Linked DNA regions of Homo sapiens: region 1 is linked to region 2. A link is a contact called in ENCODE Hi-C or POLR2A ChIA-PET data. All regions are on one chromosome and are shown on one strand. Each heading gives the region's core, a stretch centred on a gene start or an enhancer-like site at or near the end of the contact. The rest is flanking DNA. Distances are from core to core; before and after follow the strand shown.

Evidence for each region. A loop is a pair of places that touch in the nucleus more often than their neighbours do. ChIA-PET counts read pairs that join two places held with the same protein, here RNA polymerase II (POLR2A). Pooled maps may share reads with other maps.
Region 1: a map of GM12878 shows a loop between it and region 2 (2.1-fold over the local background). The contact joins two enhancer-like sites. A Hi-C loop is called at or near these places in 3 of 168 maps with a recorded cell type or tissue (GM12878, PC-3 and right lobe of liver), 27 of 37 single-sample maps with no recorded cell type and 13 of 50 pooled maps. POLR2A ChIA-PET finds 5 or more read pairs at or near these places in 4 of 52 experiments (GM12878, PC-9, T-cell and 1 more).

Annotation. Positions count from the first base shown.
Region 1 is chr2:8,378,895-8,381,594 of GRCh38, reverse strand. No RefSeq gene overlaps it. Among named protein-coding and RNA genes, the nearest start is that of LINC00299, 52 kb to the right of the region's middle. Within about 2 kb of position 1,359, at least 5 of the 41 ENCODE cell types and tissues checked have a DNase peak (open chromatin) inside an H3K27ac peak, as active enhancers do.
Region 2 is chr2:8,300,706-8,303,405 of GRCh38, reverse strand. The region is part of intron 2 of LINC00299 (long intergenic non-protein coding RNA 299); the gene reads left to right. Among named protein-coding and RNA genes, the nearest start is that of LINC00299, 26 kb to the left of the region's middle. RefSeq lists enhancers at 1,015-1,074, 2,180-2,700. Within about 2 kb of position 1,250, at least 17 of the 41 ENCODE cell types and tissues checked have a DNase peak (open chromatin) inside an H3K27ac peak, as active enhancers do.

The DNA.
Region 1 (2,700 bases), core at 110-2,609, 78 kb before region 2:
GATGCTATGTGAAAAACGGTAGGATGGTCAAACAATTTGGGTAAGGTTTCTTGCTCCATCCTCCTCCTAGAGAGTCCTGGTGGACCTGAGATTTTGGGAAGATGCAGACATACCAAACCCTAGTGTTATTTACCTCTGGGGCTGGTATTGGAGTAACGAAGGTGAGGTTATCCATATTTAATTAACTAACCTCTGTATTGTTTATAAGGAGCATGTATTTTTTTTGTAACTTAAATAATCCTATAAAATAAAGAAAACAATAAAAAAAAAAAGAAGACCCAAAAAATGTTCTGAGAAGGCCTGCCATAAGGAAACCTAGTATGTCCCAAATGTTTCCCACTAGGTAACACTTAACTGGTTCTTACACCAAATTTTTGGGGGAGTGCTTTCCTAATAAACATCAATCTTCCTTGATTGCATACATCTCAGAATAATTTAACTTTACAGCTAGAAGTAAGTTAAAACATGGCCCCTATGCTCACTGCACTAGAAAATAAAGTGACGCCTGCTGAGGTTGTGTGGCTTGCCCGAGGTGACCCAGTGGAGGCCGACCAGAGGCTCCCATCCCCTTTAACAGGAAGGTGAAGCTGCCCACCCCTCACTTTTGTTAATAATGACACTGTTAAATTAAGCTAAATGTGGCCTGAGGAGGCCTCCCTACTTTGAGTCCCTGGGTAACAAATTGCAAGGTAACTTAGTATGTAAACTCACTGAAAGCCCACCTTTGAAGTATACTTTTGTATCATAACTGAGTCTCAGCCAATCACAGCAGCTGAACTTCAGTCAATCCCAGACCGCCAGCTGTTCAGACCACATTCAAATATGGCAAAGGCTGCCTGTAATCAGTCAGGCCCTTTCTGTACCACACTTCTGTTTTCTGCCCATAAATGCTGCCTGCGCACTTGCAGAGTGGAGAGCTCTCTGAGCCTCTCTTCTGGTTCCAAGCGCTGCCCAATTGGAGAATTGTTCTTTGATCAATTAAACTCTGTTGAATTAATTTATCTAAAGTTTTTCTTGTAACAATACCATTACCATTATAACAGCCGTTAACAACAGGGCAATATATACAGGGGATGCTCCCAGCTCTGCTGTGCGTATTGTACTAGGAACCTTTAACATCTCAAGACTTCAGGAAAGATAAATACGTTTTCAGATCTGGGCTCAGGGACCTGCTGTCACTACCCTGGGCTTTAAGAACATGTTGTCACCCTTTTCTCTCCTGACACTGCCTACTCCATCAGGAAAGGGTCTGGTGAGGGCTGATTTTAGCTCTCCCAGGCATGGCTGCTATCCTGAGTCCCTGCTTCCTTGACACGCCTTCCGCCTGGCTTCCTGTAGGTCTCTGAAAGTGGCAGGGAAACCAGATGCACGGGAAATGACGGACTTTGAGCATTTCTCCCCTAAGACCCAACAGAACACTTCATGGGGGAACTTCTGTGGTTATTAGCCAGCTTCCTCTGCTGAATGAGAAAGCCGGCTGCCCCCTCGCACTCTAGGCTCTTGAAAGGTCAGACTTCTGACTCTAAAAGTGACCCAGATGAGATGCTGAAAGGCATGTTGGTTACAAGGGAGGGGACAAGAGGCACAGCTGTATTTCCATAGATAGCAAATACAGGGGGGCAAAGCCATAGATTTTAATTTTGACACTCCTTAATGTAAAAAATAAAACAAAACAGAACACAACTGGCATGCTTGCAAACACAGGGTCTGAAGTCCCTGTGGGAATAACCAGCCAAGGAAAAGTGAATGTGGGAAGGAAGAATGGGATTGTATCAGGCTGCTTCACAATGGGAGGTCACCCCACATCATTTATAAAAGGTAAGTGCTGGCACAGCCTGGCGGGCCCTGAGCACCACGCTGCAGGTGTGATTTATGAGGGAGAGACTGACTATAAATCAACACCCTTTGTTTTAAGTAGTAGTTCCAGTGCAGTGGATTAATTTACATGCAAAGAGAATGAAGAAAAATTGCAATGTATTATAATCTACACGTATCACAGAATTAGATTCCAAATTGGAACAAAGCGTTCCCACTGGCTATTTGACCACGACTGTAGAACAAGTGCCCTTGTGTGACGTTCTTTACGGGGCAGGGATGAGATAGTGACCGTTTGGGTCTTCAGGTCACCAGGGAGAGTGGTTTGTTGGAATCCTGAGTGAGAAGCTTCAGTGCTGGAAACCAAAAAAATTAATTCCTTTCGATGTTGGCGTGGCCTGGTTGCCAGGCTCTCAGGGTATCTTTGTTAGTAAAAAATCTTGCATTGTCATCATTTTTGTTACCATATTTGAACTTTGGTGTATTGCTGCTCTTGGTGTTAATATATTATAAAAGAGGGAGACAAGATTCTAGGCCAGTTCTCATCAGCCATTGTGTAGCTGGGGATGAGAGAGAAGAGCCAGTTTGAGCGTGTGCAACTGACGCTGGGAATTTCCATCATACGTGTATTTATTCTATTTATTTGGATCTTTGATTATCCTTACTGTCTTAATGGCTCATGGTTATTTCACATATGTCAACCTTGTACTGCTCAAGAGACAAAAAACTTCCTGAGAGCAGAGCTGAAATCTTTGGTTCTCTTGTATTTCTCAAAATGCCTAGCACTTTGTATGGGAAAGAATTGATTCTCAGGATGCACTTGTTGACTTGAATCAAATGTCTGTGAAAACAGGAGAGAGCCATTGCCATGAATAATCAAAACCC
Region 2 (2,700 bases), core at 1-2,500:
ACCTTTTGGTGCTACCATGCTATGCATTGAGGGTCCAGGATGTGTAAGGCACTAGCACAGCACCTGAGATATTTTTGAGTGGTGGGGCAGAGAATGTGGTACAAAAAGATGAATGAGGCTGGATGCAGTGGCTCACGCCTGTAATCACAGTGCTTTGGGAGGCTGAGTGGGGAGTATTGCTTGAGGCCAGGAGTTTGAGACAGCACTGAGGGTCCAGGATGTGTAAGGCACTAGTACAGCACCTGAGATATTTCTGAGTGGTGGGACAGAGAATATGGTACAAAAAGATGAATGAGACTGGATGCAGTGGCTCACGCCTGTAATCACAGTGCTTTGGGAGGCTGAGGGGGGAGGATCGCTTGAGGCCAGGAGTTTGAGACCAGCCTGGTCAACACAGCAAGATTCTGTTTCTTACATTAAAAACAGCAACAACAACAACAACAACAACAACAACAAACAACCACCCATGAACAAGATCTAAGGAGTGCAGGGAAGGCAGTGGGTGCCTCTCAGCACACAGTGAGGCTGGTGCGCTGAGAGGTTTCCCCTCATTGGGATTTCTTTGTTCTCTTTGCTATTCCTCCCATTCAAGCAACCCTTTCTCTGCTCTTCCCTAGGTAAGGGGTGTGAGAGCAGAAAGACAAGCAGTCCTCTTTCGGCTGCAGTGACCATTGGGGTGCTCTGCCCAGGTCTCCCCGCTAGCTGCAGTGACAGTTGATGATGGCCATGGCAGAGCCCGCACTGGATGCCCCCTCCTGCTGCAGGGAATGGCCTCTTTTCAGGTCATATCCCCCAGGTTCTGAAACTGACCGAGGAAGGAACGCAAAGGCTCGGCCCTCTTGCCTCAACTTGGGACAACTCTGATGGGCCGTCCCAGCTCGAGAGCGCCACTTAGGATTGGCTGGGGGTGGCTCCAAGTGTAGCCTCGTTGCAGCCAGCTTCAGCTTCTGCAGCATCCTGCCTTTCTCACTTCTTTACAGGAGAATCTCCCGAGAACACCCTCTGATCAGCACTCTGCATGCAATTTCCATCTCAGACTCTGTTTCTAGGAAGACTTTCAGGCAGCTGACACTGGACGTGGTTGTGAGTTGCAGGCCCTAATGAAAAATTGGAGAGGAAGCAGGTGGCCGGCTGATGAAATGATAACCAGAAGGCCTGTGGGCTTGGGTGGCTGAGGCTGAGGCTACTGAGTGTTGAAGAGAGAGAGGCAGAGGCGCAGGATGACTCATCACTGGTTTCAGGCAAACTGTGAAAGCCAGAGCACTTCCTTGGCAGCATTTAAGAAAACCCCGATGATCTGCAGCTGGAAGGCAGGTTGGCTGGAGGACCAGTCTGAACCCTGAGTAGGTTAAGTTCTCAGTCCTTCAGACACAGGGCTCTAATGGGAAAGAGGTGAGACCCTTACACTTAGGGTGGGAGCCCTGGACAGTTGGGAACCCTGAACACTTACATGCCCCTGAGTCCCCTGGGCCTGCAGAAATGGCCTATTTCTCATGTCATGTAGAAGATTGTAGACTGCTTGAACCTGGGAGGCGGAGCTTGCAGTGAGCCCAGATTGCACCATTGCACTCCAGCCTGGGCAACAGAGCGAGACTCGGTCAAAAAAAAAAAAAAAAAAAAGCAAGACTTTCCTTTTCTGAAGATCATACAGAGGTCTCAAATGAGGTAGGTATCATACAAGACAATGCTTGACCCATCAGGATCTACCCTCATCTTTCCTGTTGGCAAAACCAAAGAATAACAAGAACCAAATCTCAGCACAGCCCGACTGGGGATGAGCTGGGCTGGCTTGGCCAAAAGGGGATATCAGGTGAAGGAGCTGTGGGGTCGAGCTAATATGTTGCAGAGGACCTGGGAATATATTCATGGGATTGGATCAAAGAGTGTAGATATAAAATCGAATAAGGTTGAGTTTATTGAGAGGGAGCAATCTAGGTGGTACAGGATTAAGCATCTTGGTCAAGATCCCTGGAGAGAATGCTAAGACTCAACTCAGATGTTGCTTAAAAGCCTAGAGAAAGCAGTGACCCACACTCAGGCAGATGGTGGAGAGAGGGACCAAATGGCTCAGAGAAGTGGCCATGCTGGAGTGGACATGCTAGCATCCATGGTGCTGACTATCTTCACGAGATGGCCTGGAGGACTTCCCATGTACAAAGGAATGCACTGGTGAGAGTGGCCCCAAAGTCACTGAGCTCAGGAATGGCTGTGCTCTATGTGCCAGAGCTGATGACAGATGATGAAATCACAGAACTGGCTCCTGGTAGCAACGGGGATGACAGGATCCTGGGATTACAAAGGCCAGGTGGTATGCTCACCATTGGATGCAAGGCAGAGGCCATGATCACAATGAGAGGCAAGATCAGTGGGGCACCCAGGGGGTTCCTGCCCTGCAGAGAGCTCTCAATAGGCTCATTGTTTTAGGAAGGAGATAGATGGGCACCCAACAAGGGCAATGCTTAATTTCTACAAGAAAGCACGTGTGGATTACCAGGAGGTACAAAAGTCAGGATCTTTTGCCTAGTTTCTTGAATGGAGCTAATTCTCAGCCCCAGAATCTGTTGACTGAAGGAGGAGCAGAGCTCTTCCCAGGAAGGATGGTACCATATTACAGCAGGTGCATTCAGCAATAATTCCCCCACTTCTCTCCTAAAGGTATCTAGGACATTTATTTAGGCAAATGCACACTGGGGAAAGACG